Linked DNA regions of Homo sapiens: regions 2 and 3 are each linked to region 1. A link is an interaction called in ENCODE POLR2A ChIA-PET data of the cell type or tissue named here. Cell type or tissue: OCI-LY7. All regions are shown on one strand. Each heading gives the region's core, and the rest is flanking DNA. Links, peaks and the distances in the headings are about the cores only.

Region 1 (5,903 bases), core at 462-5,461:
AAGCTGGGATCGCTTTGGTAATTTCTTAAAACAACACAATTAAATTTGCCTGATTGATTGACTCTTTCTTTCACGAAAAATTTCTCTGTAGCATGTGATGCTGTTTGATAGCATTTTACTCACAGCAGAACTTCTTTCAAAATTAGAGTCAATCCTCTCAAACCCTGCCACCGCTTTATGTAATATTCTAAAGCCTTTACTGTCATTTCAACCATGTTCATTCACAGCATCTTCACCAGAAGTAGATTCCATCTCAAGAAACCACTCTCTTTGCTCATCCGTAAGAAGCAAGTCCTCATGAGTTCAAGTTTTATCATGAGATTGCTGCAATTCAATCACATCTTCAGGCTCCACTTCTAATTCTAGTTCTTTTGATGTTTTCACCACATCTGCATCTACTTCCTCTTCTGAAATCTTGAACCCCTCCCAGGTCATCCATGAAGACTGGAATCAGCTTCTTCCAAATTTCTATTAATATTGCTATTATGACCTCCTCCCATGAACCACAAATTTCTTAATGGCATCTACAATGCTAAATCCTTTCTTGAAGATTTTTAATTTTACTTTGCCCAGATCCATCAGAGGAATCACTATGGCAACTTGGGCCTTAATAAAATATATTTCTTAAATAATAAGACTTGAAAGTCAAAATTATTTCTTGACCCATGGGCTGCAGAACAGATGTTGTGTTAGCAGACAAGAAAACACCACTAATCTGCTTGTACATCTCCATCAAAGCTCTTGTGTGAGGAGGTACATTATCATTGAGCAGTTTAATATTTTGAATCTTTCATCCTGAGCAGTAGGTCTCAACTGTGGGCTTAAAATATTCAGTAAGCCATGCTGTAAACAGATGTGCTGTCGCTCAGGCTTTGTTGTTCCATTTACAGAGCACAGATAGAGTTGATTTAGCATACTTCTTAAGGGCACTAGAATTTTCTGAATGGTCCATGAGCATTGGCTTCAACTTCAAGCCACCAGCTGCATTACCCCCCTAATAAGAGAATCACAACCTGTTCTTTGAAGCTTGGCATTAACTTCTCCTCTCTAGCTATGAAAGTCCTAGATGGCATCTTCTTCCAATAGAATGCCACTTCATCTACATTGAAAATCTGTTGTTTAGTGTGGCCACCTTCATCAATGGTCTTATCTACATCTTCTGGATAACTTGCTGCTCCTTCACTTTGTACTTTCATGTTATGGAGATGGCTTCTTTCCTTACACCTCATGAACCAACAACCTCTGCTAGTTTCAAACTTTTCTTCTGCAGCTTCCTCACCTCCCTCAACCTTCACAGAATTTAAGAGTTACGGCCTTGCTCTGAACATGGCTTTGGCTTAAAGGAATGTTGTGACTGTTTTGATCTTCTATACAAACCACTAAAACTTTCTCCAGATCAGCAATAAGGCTGTTTTGCTTTCTTATAATTTGTGTTCACTGGAATGGCATTTTTAATTTCCTTCAAGAACTTTCCCTTTGCATTCACAACTTGGCTGACTGGCATAAGAGGCCTAGCTTTTGGACAATCTGGGCTTTATACATGCCTTCCTCACTAAGCTGAATCATTTCTAGCCTTTGATTTACAGTGAGTGAGATCAGATGGTGTGACTCTTCCTTTTATTTGAACATGTAGAAGCCATTGTGGGGGTTTTAATGGCCTAATCTCAATATTGTTTTGTCTCAGGGATAGGGAACCCTGAAGAGGGGGAGACAGATGGGGAATGGCAGGTTGGTGGAGCAGTGAGAACAAACATTTATCAGTTAAGTTTGCAGTCTTATATGGGTATTAGAATTTTTTTTAATAAAAAGCTCCTCAAGTGAGTCTAATTCCACTCTCTAAAACTCATCCCTTGAGAAAGGCTGAATAACAATCCACATATACCTCCAAGGCAGAGAGACCTTGCTCACCCATCTCAAAACTGCCCCCACTCACCTACCTAGTCAGTACCTGAAATGTAAATATTATTTGGGGCTGGGCATGGTGGCTCACACCTGTAATCCTAGCACTTTGGGAGGTCAAGGTAGGCATATGGCTTGAGCCCAGGAGTTCAAGACCAGCCTGGGCAACATGGAGAAATTCTATCTCCACAAAAAATGCAAAAAAAAAAAAAAAAAAAAAAAAAAAAAAAAGCCAGATGCAGTGGCACGTGTCTATAGTCCTAGCTATTCAGGAGGCTGAGGTAGGAGGATCACCTGAGCCCGGGTAGGTTGAGGCTGCAGTGAGCTGTGATTGTGCCACTGCACTCCAGCCAGGGGGGCAAAGTGAGACCCCATCTCAAACAAACATTATATATATATTTGGATATTATTTGGATGAATCTACAGAGACAATAAGATTTCTTGTCCTGCTATTAATCAGCCCAATAACCAAGCACATAAATTCCCCTTTCCTGAAGGCAACCGAATAAGCGAGTAGTTATCCCTCCAGTCTAATGGTCCGACTCTTCTAGGAAGCTTCGGATGTTATGATTCACTAGGTATGAAGCGCAGCTTGGCAATCTATTAAAGCAGTCATGGTACTGGAGCCAGGTTTGGGAACACCTGAACTACTTTCATGTGTAAGATTCTTTTCAGTTCTACTATTCTAAGAAAATAAGGTAACTATGTTATTCCAGGTAGATTCTGATTTAACAAGAGGAAGATGAAGTCCCAGAATATTCTTAACAAGTATCTTATATGACAGGCAAGTATGAGAAACACTATGTTAGTGGTACTTTTGGTCATTAACACCAAATAATAAAAGGCAATTCATTAGATATTTATGAAAGGATGTCTAAAAAACACAACTGTAATCTTACGGATAAAAAGCCAGTTGGTTCTGGGATCAAATTTTAAGTCATCATTGTTTTTCAGAAAGAAAAACAGAAGCAAGAGTTAAGAGAATAAGGAATGTCAACCTCACCTTGCAATTTCCTGGAATTTTCCTCCCCCGCTTTCCCCTTTAGTATGTAAGTATTTCCTCTGCGCGCGCGCACACACACACACACACACACACACACACAGCCAACTTCACAATGGAGTTTTGAAAAGATTACTGCTCCATATGCCAACAGGCAAGTCAGGGACTCAGTGGAAAGGACACTATTCCAGAGCACAGCCTTCTCCCAGCCAGATCACACCAGCTTCAGCTGTTCCAGCTCTGCAGAGAAAGGGTAATCACTTCTTATCAAACATTGATAACACCTAAAATTCCTTTACAGTTCTGACTTCAGGGTGGAAGTGCAATTCGTATTTGCCCTGAAGACATGAAAAGTGGAATGCGCTTTCATGAGATGAAAGCTTCTGCGGAAATAATTGATTCAGGTGAGCCCTACTCAGGTTAATCTCAAAAGAAAGAAGCAAGAAACCTCATCCAGGAAAGTGGACCCAGCAGCTGCCCATTTTCAAGGGTTGTATACAAAAGCTAAACGACAAGATGTCCAGATGGATGAAAAACCCTATCCTAGCTAGTCTGTGCCAGCAAGACTTAAAAAACAAACGGTGTCTTTTGGGTCTGTTTGATTTAGTACGTAAGTTTAACTAGTTCCATGTTTGAGACCAATCCAGAGAGGGGCTACTTAAAAACTGGCTCAGCCCAAATCATTGTGTGTTCAAGTGACTGACCTGTGAACTCCCTCCTCATTTCCCATATATGGCCAATTCTCCATATATGGATTCATCTACCTGTTTCCCCTAACTTCAAGGCTGCTGCCATGACACAAAGGTCTTGAAAGAATGTGGGAAAGCCCTCAGGCTAAAACTCTGGATCACAATCCATAAAATAGTGAAACCAATTGAGAGGATTGTGGCTAGCATTTCTGTAAATAATAACAAAACAGTCTTACATAAATGGCTAAGCACAGTACTATTTTGTAAAACTCTTCTATCATTGTGTGCATATGTGCACTGAGTCATACTGTAAAATGGATTTCTCACTATGCATCAAGATGGGAAGAAACTGAGAAAGCCACAGAAACAGAAGGAAACATACTACTTCCTACAGGATATGCTTTCTCTCTCTAAGAAGGGCTTAATAACAAAAGCCCAATAAAATGGTGGCACAGTCCCATCCCCGGGTTTCCAGGGAGACCCCAATCCCATCAAGAACACCTACTCCTCACAGGCAACAGAGGCACCCCCTTGTGAAGCTGTTCAGCAGCCTGCACAGAAGATATGACTCTTGCAGTCTGGAATAAAAGGCACCAAATGGGAAATAGTGTGTAGGGATAAAAGGTACCAAATGGGAAATAGTGTGTAGTATCAGTTTTGACAATTTTTGTAACCAAGTAACTTTTGAGCAAGTTACTCATTTCTCATTTGCTTATCAACAGAATGATCATGGAATGCTAAACCTCTACAGGGTGCAATCTTAAGGAAATGTTACTACTTAAACCTTTTACCTGCACAAGACTGCCCCTCTGTCTTTCCTCTCTGATGGGTACGGAAGTTACTGACATGCAAAGTCAGCACAAGGGAACCGTGGCTCAGGCAAACGAGGAAAAATGAATTTAGATTATGTTTACAGCCAAGGAAAGGAGACACGTTGAACAATCCTCTACTGGAAACATTGCTAAAGTGTTTTTAAACTGAAGATTATACCACCACTTAAGATATTTTTTGTCTGCTATTTTACCCAGCATATTACAAAACTGCATCTAGGACTGAAATAGCAGATTGCCTCAAGAGCAAATGACAATATTTGTACCAGAAATGTTGGCAACCAGCAGCACAGATGGGTTTCTGCACAGCAATCTTCAAACTGGGACTCCAAGAATAACTCCACCTACTGCACCAATGTTAAATTGCTGAATCCAAAGTCAGAAGGGCTCATTATTCCATATTTTTCCACCACCTTCTTCCCAAAGGCACGTGTACCTGCCTGACCTCCTCTGCCTGAGAAGGGCTCAGAACAAAGTAAAAAAAAAAAAAAAAAAAGTGGGAGTGGGCAGGGCGGAGCAGGAGACCACAATAAGAAGCAAATACGAACAGATAGTGAAAGATTGATTATCCGTGAAAGGAAGGAAAACAAAAATGACTGGAAAGTCCAGATAAGCCAAACAGCTATTTACATGACTAGTTTTAAACTTCCCCTTCAAATACAAATAAGAAAAAATAAAGATTTATCTTAATTTCATCTCCTCTCCAAGGCTGGGTACCCTTGCTTGAGGAGTCAAATAAAAACTTATTTTTGCTAAAAGACTCAAGGACAGAGAGAGAAGCTGCCATTAACCATGTTGATTACTAGGATGGCCCCAAAGACAGTCCATCTATACCTAAAGCACGGCTCAAGTGCTTGGAGAAAATCTTTGTTGCTTCTTCCACATCTGCTCTTCCTGCCTGCCAACTGAGATGCACTGTTCTCCCTCCATTCCTCTGCATTTCTACCGAATGGTCTGGAAAGCCAAATGAAACGGAAGTCTTCACTTAATGAGACATTAATTATGAAGTCCATCCAACTAAAGTGCTGTCTTCAGTGTTCACAGTAGCCTCTCCCCACCTTTTAAAAGGGCCAGAGGGTTGATGGTGGTAATGGGTCTCTGCCTCTGTGCCACCCTAGGTTGACTTCCAGGGGTAAACTTTAAGGCCTTTCATGTGAAAGAGAGTCAATGCACTAACATTTTCGGGCTAGAACGGCACTTTTCAAATTGCATAACACAGAGTACAGAGCACTACTGCATTATGCTCCATATCCTCACATCTGCTATGGTGCGGGAGGAAGCCCAGGATAGAAAGGATTCAATTCAATTAACAGAACCTTGGGAGTTCAGGCAAGCAGAATCCTACATTTAAATAAATGCCCATTTAACCCTAAAGAAACTGAGTAGAGGAGGATTAGGGAGTGCTCATCTTCCACCTTTCCTCTCCAACAATCAAGGTGTTCCTTGCTCAGGCTCTACTTACAATTCCCTGAACTGCACAGTCAG
Region 2 (5,903 bases), core at 422-5,421, 95 kb before region 1:
AAAAGGCTTTAGGGTAAAGGCAACTTAGGAAATGGGTCCTGTTAGGAGGAGAAATTTGGAGAGAATAATGCATGGAGGCATGAAGTTTCAAGGTGTTAGGAGCAGTGAGAATAAACCAGAGCTGGTGGCCTCTGGGGGAGGAGGGTAGAAAAGGCTTTCACGGGTCCATACTCAGGAGACACATACATATTCCATGCCCACTGCGTGCGCCAGAGCTATTGCGATGAGTCCAGGCCAGATCCCGGGCAGGCCTTCAATGCCATGCTAAGGGATTTGGAATTTATTCAGAAAGTAGCAAGGAGGCCATTCCTTTATTAGAATTATCTGTTTCCTGTCCACTGACCCACACAAATCTTTCAAGGAAGGAGGGAGATTGCAGTAGAAGCGTGCCCACCACCCCCTGGCTCTCCCACATTCAAGAGAATTGAACCAAATTGCTTCCTGCTGCCCTGTAACCCAGGCAGGGTCCACCCTCTCACAGCACACTAAAGTTAACAATAATACTCATAATAGCTAACGTAGCTCTGTTTGAAGTGCTTTGACTGTCTTAACTCATTTGATCCTCCTAGCAAGACTGATATCATTATTCTCCCATTTTGTGGATTAAAAACAAGACACCCAGCCATGAAGGAATGTACCCAAGATCCCCTAGCTAGTTAATGGACACATGGGTTGTGAACCCCAGCAGTTCTGGACAGAAGCTTTGCAAGTCAAGGACTAGAGATTTCTTTCTTTTTTTTTTTTTTTTTTTGAGACGGAGTCTGGCTCTGTCACCCAGGCTGGAGTGCAGTGGCGCGTTCTCGGCTCACTGCAAGCTCCGCCTCCCGGGTTCACGCTGTTCTCCTGCCTCAGACTCCCGAGTAGCTGGGACTACAGGTGCGCACCACCACGCCTGGCCAATTTTTGTATTTTTAGTAGAGATGGGTTTCACCATGTTGGCCAGGCTGCTCTCAAACTCCTGACCTCAGGTGATCCACTCGCCTCGGCCTCCCAAAGTGCTGGAATTACAGGCGTGAGCCACGGTGAGCGGCCCACAAGGACTAGAGATTTCTCTGCTAACACAGGGGAGGGGCCCAGCACACAAGTGGCCCGGGGCGCCTCAAGGGGAAGGCAAGTTGCCACGTGAGGGCTCTTGCGGGCAGGTTGTGTCAGAAGAAAGGTGCCTCTCACTGCACCAGGGGTCACAAAAACACCTACTGTCTTGTCTCACCTCCCTCCACGGAGGACAGTCTGGCCACTGTGGGACTGAACACCACCGGCTCCCAGAGGGCGCAGCAGCTTAGAAGACGCAACGCTGTGGCCAAATGCAGAGACCGCCTTGGGAGCTGTGTTCACGGAAGCGAGGGAAGATGGGGGCTGTCCTAGAGTATCGGGGATCCCAAACTGAACCAGCCGCCTCTCTCCTCTCCACAATCCACCCCTAAGAGAGGCACAGGGGCCCCGTCGGGGGTCGATGCTGGGGGTGGGCGATGGAGCTCCTTCAAAAGCTGCCTCTTCTTCTCCTCCCCCATCGTGGAACCGCGACTTCCTCCTCCACCTCTTTTCTTAGCCTGTGCCTGTTCTTCCTTTACAACCCACTGTCTATGTGAGCCCCACCTGGACCATGCCAGCCCAGAGGTTCAGAAATTCTGTGCAGAAATAAGGAGGGCACGCGGATAGCAGTTCTGGAGGATGTCTGATAATCCAAGGTCATCCAAAGATTTCTGTTGGAAAGTAGGGGGTCTGAAGTGAAAAGACCAAAATGAACTCATCCTGGATGTGGGGAAGGTGATGACAGCGTCTGTGCCAGACACTTCAAGTCTACGAATTCCTTCATCACCACCATTTTACAGATGAGGAGGGAGGCTAGGAGCTGAACAGCCAGCATGAGAACCGGGAGCTGTCTGATTCCAAAGCCCACGTCTCCTCTCCCTGCCACCCAGCCATAAGGAAGGATTTTTTTCCAACACTTAATCTCTCTCTGCCCAATAATGAAAGGCAGCTGCATCAGTATCTCTGCTTTCTGATCCATGCAGATGGGAAATCATCTAGAAAGCACATGCCTGGCACAAAAGCACTACTAACAGTCCTCATCCCCATGCTCTCTCTCCCTCCCCGTCTCCACCACCTCATGGGGCATCTGACCAGGAGCAACCTTCATCCCAAACCTTGCCTTCTTCGGAGGGGTGAAGGACCAAGAAAGAAGCTTCCTTGCCTTGGTGTGGACTGGAAAAGGAACAGCAATCTTTCCCCTTTATTTCCACCCACCAGAGCCTCTGGAAAATCCCATTTCTTCTGATAATGGTAGACAGAAGTTGTCCCTGCCTAAGAAGCTCTGAGGATACTGGTTGTAGCAGCAAGGTGTGGCAACAGGCACAGACCCTGGCAGGAAGCCAGATACACCACGTTGAAAACCTAACTCTGTCTAGGAGACCAACTTCTTCCAGGTCCCCTGGGGAGTCATTAAATTTCTGTGTCTTCATTTCCTCCAAGGTAGAAAGGGGTAATAATCTGACCTACCTCACCAGAGTGTTGTAAGTCGGAATAACTAATTAACGCTAGTGCAGCACTTTTGAAAGTAAAAAGCACTTTGCAATAATTAACGTGGTTTCTGCTTTCATCTCCTGCAGCCTCATAAATAGAGAGCTAGGTCCCAGATAGCTACAGATGGCAAGAAGCATGCCAGGCAGCCGGCTTTCCTGAGGAGCTACAAGGGCGGCTCTGTCAGGGCCATCAAAGTTGTCTTGGGGCTCCCGGCCACTGGAGACTGTTTCAAGCTGACAATTCCAAATCCATTTGCATCCACTTAGCTTTCCAGAGACTGAGGCATTTTTCAGTTACAGCAAACAACACATGAATGTGAAGCTCCAAGCAGGCAGCACAGGGCAAAAAGGACTACAAAGTCTCTGGGGCTGCTGCTGACTTGTCTTGAAAAATCAAAATGAACTTTTTTCTTCAAAGACTTTGCTTTTATTCATCATCATTATAAAAACAGTCAAGTCCTTGAGGTCTGCAGCTGCAGAGAATGCATACAAAATGGGCTCTCTGAGAAAAAAATATATATATATAATAATGATGCTCTAACACTCTTGTGAGCAAAGGGCCACAGGAGAGCCTGGGTTTGGAGTCCAGCCTTCACCTCCACTGGGCATATTTTGCCCGTTGGGATGTGTATGCCCCCAAAAAGGCACTGTCTTTATGAGGATGTTCATAGCTGGGGAGGCATCTTCCAGAAGGTAGAAGCATCTTTAGGTATGCAAACTGCTACACCCTGGAGGATGGTATCCCCTCTGCTAGCTGTCACCAGTACCCCAAAATGTAACACAGCTTTCATCAGTATATCACAGAGACCGCGTTACAGGGGTTTGGGGGTTGTGAACCTGGTTGATTGGTGGAGTGCTTCAGGTCCACATCGTAAAAATGCTTCTGTGGGCTGGGTTGAGAAGCATGAGGCATAATAACATTTCTTTGCAAAGTGTATTGATTTCCAAGCGGCTGCCTTAGGATCTGGAATGCCGGCCACTCATAAGAGAAGGAACTGCCCTGAATTATGAGACACATGCTCCCTTCATTATTTCAGAGGGGAGGAATGCAGTTATCTTGAATTTCCTTGGATAGGTGGTGTTCCTTTCCTCCTTCTCTCCCTTCTTCCTCCTTCCCCTTCTACAGGCCATTCTGTCAGCTAATAGACCATTGGTGGCTAACAGGGACTTCTCAGAAGAAAGTTAGGGAGAAGCTTTACCAGAAAGTGGGGAGTTGGTGGGAGTTGGGTAGGGGTATGACTGGCTCTGTGGTACTGAAGAACACTTTTCCAGACTCCAAAATATGTTTGCAGGGAGGCAAGAAGGAACAGGAGCAAGATGGGGCCTCCAGACAACCTGGCATAAGTCCTCGACGCCAGGAGCATAAGAAGGAGAAGCAAGGAGAGAGAAGATCTAGAAGCAAGGGAACTTCCAGAGCCCCTTCTGATCAAGAAATTGATACAGCAGCCCCTGGGGGTCACAGACTGTCACTGAGACAGAAGCCTGTGAAAAGGACAGTGCTTAGTCCAGCAGTGGACTAGGCGAGTGGACAATGAGATGACCTAATCATGAGTTTTGGATGGGCTCAAGTGAGAAAAGAAGGTAGAGTAGAAATGATTTGTTTTGTATTCAAGATGAAAAGGCCACCCTCCCTTCTGCAGGGGAATGAATTCTTATATAGCTCGGATGTGTGTCTCCTACAAATCTCCTGTTGAAACATGACCTCCAGTGTTGGGGATGGGCCTGGTGAGAGGTGTTAGGATAGTAGGGGCGGATCCTTCATGAATGGCTTGGCGCCGTCCTCACAGGATTGAGTGAGTTCTCGCTATGAGTTCATGTGAGATCTAGCTGGGTAAAGGAGACTGCCGCCTCCTCCCTCCCTTGCTCTTGCTCTTGCTCTTGCCATGTCATGGGCCTGCTCCCCCTTCACCGTCTGCCATGAGCAGAAGCTTCCTGAGGCCCCCACCAGAAGCAGATGCTGGTACCAGGCTTTATGTACAGCCTGCAGAACCATGAGCCAAATAAATCTGTTTTCTTTATAAATTACCCAGTCTCAGGTATTCCTTTATAGCAACACAAATGGACCAACACAGATTCCCTTCCCTGAGAGCCAAGTGGTGCCACTGGAGAGCCCCTCCCAGATGCTGGTCCCCAGGGAGGGCTGCCGGGTGAGCCTGTGGGGGCAGGTGGCAGTCAGGCACGGACCTCGCAAGGCTGTGGTCCCAGCCACGTTCTTGAACTTCCTGCAGGGTCCCCTCATGGAGCTTCCCTCTGAGCATGGTGAAGGCCAGAACAGAACAAGAGGCAGCAGAAACCCTTGTCTTTCACTCTGATGAGTGTTGCATGGGGCTGATGCTGGAAACTGCTTCACAATCTCAACAGCATGGGTGCCGGCCAACTCCGAGGGATGTGACAATAGGCCAGCCTGTCCCAGGGCACATCGGCTGAATATCACCTCTCCACGGAGTGTCAGCCAAGTTTCCTTCTTTTAAAGAACATTTTGGCTGGACCCAGTGGCTCACGCCTGTAATCCCAACAATTTGGGAGGCCGAGGCAGGCAGATCCCCTAAGATCAGGAGTTTGAGACCAGCCTGGCCAACATGGCAAAACCCCGCTTCTACTAAAAACACAAAAATTAGCCAGGCATGGTGGCAGCGCCTGTAATCCCAGCTACTCCAGAGGCTGAGGCACGAGAATTGCTTGAACCCGGGAGGCGGAGGTTGCAGTGAGCCGAGATCGTGCCGCTGCACTCCAGCCTGGGTGAAAGAGCGAGAGACTCCGTCTCAAAAATAAGTAAATAAATAAAAATAAAGAACATTTTAAGATTAAATGACGAAACACACAAGCGGAAGATGTATGATGCTTGTGCTATATGGCTTTGCATGAGATCATTATCACCATCTTGTGCAGGGCAGCTTCTTGGGTGTGCAACCTCCCTAGGACTTTACATTTAAAAGGACCCCACACTTGGTTTAATGCTCTGCTGTTGCTGTCTTAATAATCATGCTGGAAAAAAGTGTCCCATGTTTTCATTTTGTACTGGAACCGGCAAACTATGTAGCTGGTCCTAGACTGGTGAGGTAAGAAATACAGGTATCACCAACTTCCCCATTTCCAATGAGGAGACTGAAGGATAAGGTGGTAAAATGGATTCCCTAAAGACACCCCGCTAGTAAGCAGCTAACTGCAGCCCCAGGTCTCCCTAGTGCAGTATCTAGTCTGATGCATGAATGTAATGAGCCGTTTCTGAGCACCTGCCCAGCTCAGGACAGTGACTTCATCCCTGCCCCATGCCTTCTATCGTGAGCCCCTTACACTGCTTATACCACTTGAGACTCCCCAGGCTCGAACTGATGCCCACGCCTGGCCAAGCTGGGCCAGTCAGATGGTCTCTCCAGGGAA
Region 3 (5,903 bases), core at 422-5,421, 700 kb before region 1:
CCTGGGTTATTTATAAAGATAAATCCTGTGCTGAGATCAAAATCTACAATCTATTTTTTCTAGGTCTAAATTTGTTTTTGCGGCTTTAGAAATGATTTTGAAAATATTTTCCAGGGAGTTTATTTGTGTAAAAAAGATTTTGGTAAATAAATTACTCAGAACAAAACTAGCTTTTAGGTTGTCAGCTACCAACTACTATGTATTTGGAATATCTTGAGTTATCCAGGAACTGATAGTTAAGTGTTTGAATGATTTGTACTCTTAAGTTTTAATGTTTTCAAAGTGTGTCCGTCTAAAAATATAACTCCAAAATTCTGGCTCTTTGTGAGCATTGGCTTACTAGTGAATTAAACTTTGCATTATCCATACTTTCTGAACTTCAGTTTCCCCATCTTTAAAGTGGAATAAGTAATAAAATCTACTTCGTAAAATTATCATGAGAACTAAATGACATAAGACATGAAAAATAATGATTGCTCATCACACAACAAATGCTCCATAAACAGTGCGTGAAAATATTATCTAAAGAGTTCAGTTTAAAATTAATAATTGAGTTACGACATTTACAACAATTTGTGTACATCTTCTATCCCCAGGAGCCTGCATGCTGTGGGAGGATGGGCAGTGGCCTCCCTTGACCTTCAACCTTCTCCAGTCTTCAGCCTCTTCTGACACAGCAGTCTCTCAGTAAATATTGCTGGACAGAAATTCATCTGACTATCAACTTGCCATGCTCCCTATTGGCATTAATAAGTAGGAGTTGTCTATATTTGGAATTCAATTTCTTTTCTCGAAACACACTTAAAAATTTTAGCGCTATTTTAAAAAATAGTGGTTTTGTTTTACTCTTCTGTTAAAGCAACTAAATTTGAAATTCTAATGCAAATTCAGTAAATTAGTGTTAATAAGCTTACACCAAAAAAGAGTCAGCAGATAAATGATGTAATTGGTTTTTCCAAGGAGAGGTAAAATTGGGAGAATGACAATAATTTGTGATTTGCTTTGGGCCTTGTCTCAGACACAATAAGCTACAGTCCAGATAGTTGAGCTACAGTGAAAACAACAGTCAATCTCACATGTGAAAGTTATGTCCCCTCACTTGTGAGAAAACCAATGTCATCAGGCCCTTTGCTTGAAAAGACCAGTTGAAGGCACATCAAGCTGAATTCGTAGCTTTTACTCTGTAAGGAAAATATTTCTGAACTTTCATCTAATAGAACTTTTCTACTCTTTAAATTGTACAAATAAATGTATGAACAAATGTTCTAAGCTAATTTACAAATATTATCTGGTGTTATTGCAATACATCAAACATATTTGACTCAAACTATGGTTAGCTCCAGATTTAAATGTTGCATGTTCATGGGTGTAACACAGAGAACTTTAATTCATAGGACTGTATAAATGTTGGTCTAACATATATTTAGAATACCCAATATGTGCTATGACTAGTGCAAAGTGTTAAAGATATGGCACAAAAGAATAGGAGAGAAGTGCTAAGATGCTTGCCTAGATGATTTGGGACCACATTGTATAATGCTATGCTTTTGAATTTGAAGCACATCATATTTTGAAGAGCAAGGTGGTAAAAGACATTTATATTGAGTGGAGAACACTATAAATAGTGGCTATCTGGAGAGCTGGAAGGTGAAGGTGTCCAAGACTGAAAGCAGCTTTAGAGGGTGAGCATGCCATGGAGGTGAGAGCAGGAGTGACAGCTCACATGTTGAGTATTTGTCATCCTGGTCTTGTCAAAGTCAGCCACTGGTGCTTTCTGGCAAAGGAGTGGCTTCGTTTGTGCTTAAAAAAGGATGTCAATAGTGAGAAGGATGAATTCAAGAGAGAACAATTAGTGTTTGATCTTACCTTATGGACAGCTCGTCTGGACACAGGACGCACTAGCTTTCTCAATTTGGGGGAAGGCAGGACAGGCCACTGCTGGGACAGGCCACTGTGATGAGAAATTGCTGCTCTGCACTGCCCGCACATGAAGGGAGAACAATCTTGCCCTGTAGTATTTAAGCCATAAATTGGTTCATGTTTCAGATTACAGGGTATGACCAAGGCTATGTGTTCACTAACAGACATTTTCTGAGCCCCAAGCTGACTACCAACCCTGATGAATGCTATAAATTCATTCAGGGAAATGAATTCCTATCTCTTGACATAAAGTAGTCTCCAGAATCTGCTAGTATCCAAGCACATTTCTCCAGAATCAGATGCATTTCTCTGAAAGAGCAATAGCAGCCAATGGTGCAGTGTGTCCATCAGAGTTCCAGCAGGAAACAGATGGCATTCTCAAACTGTTACTCAGGGATAAATGTTAATAAAAGAGCGATTTAAAACAGGATGGGAAGATGTAAGGGCATGTAAGAGGGATGTTGAAAGACCCTGGGCTAAAATGGCAGAAACTGATAATGATGCATGAGCTCTTTATTGCTCTTGAATCTGAAGAGAAGTGTGCCAGTTCCAGATCTCAGAGAGGGTAACCATAGGTAGAATGTTACTGGAGAGAGGCTGTGGCATTTGATGGAAAACATAGCCAATCTGTGCACACTGCAGGAAGGGAATGCACAGACGCCCTTTCCTTTCACTGGAGCAGGGAGCCCACTGGTACAGCCTGTACAGATCAGCCTACAAGGGACACAGTAGGACATAGAGGGTGAGAGTGGGTCTGCAGGGCAAAGGGGAAATACTAAGCTCTGTACAGTTTTTGGTATGTGGTAAATCCACTTAAAATAATAATGATGGGACATTAGCAAAATTGTGGACTAGGAAGCTCCAAACTCGTGTGTTCTCTCAAAAAAGTATTTAAAACAAACAAACCCCAAATCAACCAGAGGCTGTGTGAACCAAATTTATGGAAGTTTTAGAAAACAATCAAAGGTTTACAGCAACCAAGCAAACAGCCAATCAAGAAAAGGTCATCTTCTAAATGTCAGTGAAGTTGTGTGGTGTTTTACCCTCCTTTGCCCCACTCCTTTCTCCTGGTGGAAACAGTCTTGGTCTTGAGCAGCAGCAACCCAGTTCCCAGTTCCTTTCTTTGAACCAGAAGGAGAGAGTAGACCTCCTTTGCAGATTATTATGTGTGTCTGTTCCAACCTGCCTGGGGATACCTGAAAAACTGACTTGCTCTTCTCTGTCTTACATAACTCAGAAAACATGCAAGAGAAGCAATGAGTACTGTTCAGAAAAGGTACAAGGGGGCTACAAACCCACTGATTGGCTGAGTCAAGAGAGTCTTGCTGAAGACATATGATAGTCCAACTAAGGCTTGAAAGAGAAGCTGGGGTGAGACTTTTTGGGAAATTAGGACATTCAAAAGCAGCTGTTTATATGGGGGAATCTAGGAAGCCATGTACATGGCTAGGTAAGATACATGCTTAAAAAAATTCTAAGGAGACCTTAGATGTTCACCCAAGACTGATATCCAGGCTCAGAACAAGCCTGAGTGCTAAAGGATTCCCCAAGCATACAGCTGGGTCTGAAAAGCCTGAGAGGTGCTTTGTCCTCCCCACCCCCACCCCGTCTCTCTGGTACTTTTAAAATTTTGTTTTAGCTCCTGGGACTCAAGGAAATCTATCAAAACATAGCTGAACATAAGCTAGAGGAACACATGCTTCACTGAGCACACATGACAAGAAATAGCCTTTGCAAAAAATGTTTGAAAAAAAAATCTCAGAACAAATGGACTGCTATAGCCTTCAGCAATCAAAATCAAAACAGCAAACTCTGGGGAGGGGGATAATCTGATTTCCAGAAAGACCACATTATTATTATCAAATGCCCAATATTCAACAACATAAAATCACTAAGTTTACAAAAAAAATCCATACAGAAAAATATGACTCATTTAAATGGATAAAATGAAATGACAAAAACTATCCCTGAGAAAGCTCGGACATTGGACTTACTTTAAAACAACTCTCTTCTGTATGCTCAAAATGCCAAGGGAAAACATGAAAAAAGAAGTAAAGAAAATCTTGAAAATGATATATAAAAATGAGAATATCAACAAAGAGATTAGAATTATAAAAGAGAACCAAACAGAAATTCTGGAGCTAAAAAATACAATAACTGAAATGAAAAATTCACTAGTGGGGCTCAAAAGCAAATCTCAGCTAGCCCAAAAAATAATCAGAGAATTTGAAGATAGGTTATTTGAAGTTATTGACTCTGAAGAGCAGAAAGAAAAAGGACGAAAAGTGAACAGAGACTAAAGGGCTTATGGGATGCCATCAAGAGGACCAATATGTGCATTATGGACGTCACAGAAAGAGAAAGAAAATGGCAAAGACTTTATTTGTTAAAATAATGACCAAAACATCCCTAATTTTATCAAATATGCAAGCCTAAAAATCCAAGATCAATGAATTCCAAGTAGGATAAACCAAAAGAGACTTATAAGAAGACACATTATAGTCAAACTGTTGAAAGGCAAAGCTGGAGACAATCTTAAAAGCATTAAGAGAGAAGCAACTTATCACATATAGGGGACCCTTAATAAGATTATTTCCCAATTTCTCAACAGAAGCCATGGAGATCACAAGGCTGTGAGATGATACATTTAATGTACTGAATGACACCCCCAGCCCAAAACACACACAAAACTGTCCCTGAGAATTCTCAACCCAGCCAAACTGTCCTTTAAAAATGAGGGAGAAATTAAGATATTCCTGGACAAATAAAAACTGAGGGAGCTCACTACCACTAGACTTGTCTTATGAGAAATGCTAAAGGGAGTTGTTCAAATGAAAAGGAAATGACGCTAGACAGTAACTCAATGTCAGATGAAGATATAAAGATCTCTGTTAAAGGTAAATATGTGAGCAAATATAAACACCACTAGTGTTGTAATTTTGGTTTTAACTCCATTCTTTAGTTTTTACATGATTTATAAGATGAATGCATAATATGTAATCATAAATCTTTTAGTGGATATACAATGTATGAAGATTAATATTATAACATTAATAACATGAGGTGGGGTGGAGCTTTATGTGAGTAGTTTTTAAATATGATTGAAGTCAAGTTGATATCCATTTAAATTATATGGTTATAACTTTAGGATGTTATATGTAATTTCAATAGTAACAACAAGGAAAATATATGTAAGTATATACAAAAATAAATGAGAAGGGTGTCACTACAAAAACTCAACACAGTAGACACAGTAATAGAGGAAATAAGTAACAAAAAAGCTTCAAGACATGTAGAAAACACAATAAAATGCAAAAGCAAGTCCATTCTTATCAGTAATTATGTTAGATATTAATGGATTAAACTCTTCAATAAAAAGGCATAGATTGGCAGAATGAATTTTAAAATATTAGAACTATACGCTGTTGACAAGAGATTCACTTCAGATATAAAGATAGATCAAAAGTAAAAGGATATGAAAAGATATTCCAGCTAAAAGTAACCAACCAAAAGAGAACTGAGGTAATAATATCAGACAAAATAGACTTTAGGTAAAAAGCTGTTATAAAGACAAAGAAGGATACTATGTGTTGATTAAAGGGTCAATTTATGAATAAGTTGTAAAAATTATAAATGTGTATGCACCAAACATCAATGATCCAAAATATTTCAGGCAAACATTGATAAAATTAGAGGGATTAAATAGACAGCTCAAAGATAACACTAAGAGACTTCAATGCTCCAATTTCAATAATGGATAGAACAACAAGAGAGAAGATGAATAAGGAAATGGTGGACTTGAAGAACATTATAGACTAAATACACCTGACAGACATGTAGATAACACTCCACCTAACAACAGCAGAATACATTGTTCTCAATTGCACATGGAACATTACCCAGAATAGACAATATAGTAGGCCGCAAAACAAATCTTCATAAATTTCAAAGATTGAAATTATATAAAGTACTTTTCTGATTAC

What was found. Peaks named below come from ENCODE experiments on the same cell type or tissue, not always from the same donor. Only the 100,000 strongest peaks of a DNase experiment are listed, where the experiment ranks them.
Region 2: POLR2A ChIA-PET joins it to region 1 with 5 read pairs; 6 of 35 experiments call an interaction of 5 or more read pairs at or near these places.
Region 3: POLR2A ChIA-PET joins it to region 1 with 5 read pairs; 3 of 35 experiments call an interaction of 5 or more read pairs at or near these places.

Annotation. Positions count from the first base shown.
Region 1 is chr13:40,582,372-40,588,274 of GRCh38, forward strand. All of the region lies in intron 1 of FOXO1 (forkhead box O1), which reads right to left. Among named protein-coding and RNA genes, the nearest start is that of FOXO1, 81 kb to the right of the region's middle. In OCI-LY7, for the core only: CTCF peaks have their summits at 4,755 and 4,973; a DNase peak (open chromatin) is centred at 4,696; H3K4me3 peaks cover 1,572 bases; H3K27ac peaks cover 3,173 bases.
Region 2 is chr13:40,487,826-40,493,728 of GRCh38, forward strand. No RefSeq gene overlaps it. Among named protein-coding and RNA genes, the nearest start is that of LINC00598, 9.8 kb to the left of the region's middle. In OCI-LY7, for the core only: no CTCF peak of the experiment used is centred there; a DNase peak (open chromatin) is centred at 2,370.
Region 3 is chr13:39,879,901-39,885,803 of GRCh38, forward strand. No RefSeq gene overlaps it. Among named protein-coding and RNA genes, the nearest start is that of MIR4305, 220 kb to the left of the region's middle. In OCI-LY7, for the core only: no CTCF peak of the experiment used is centred there; no DNase peak of the experiment used is centred there.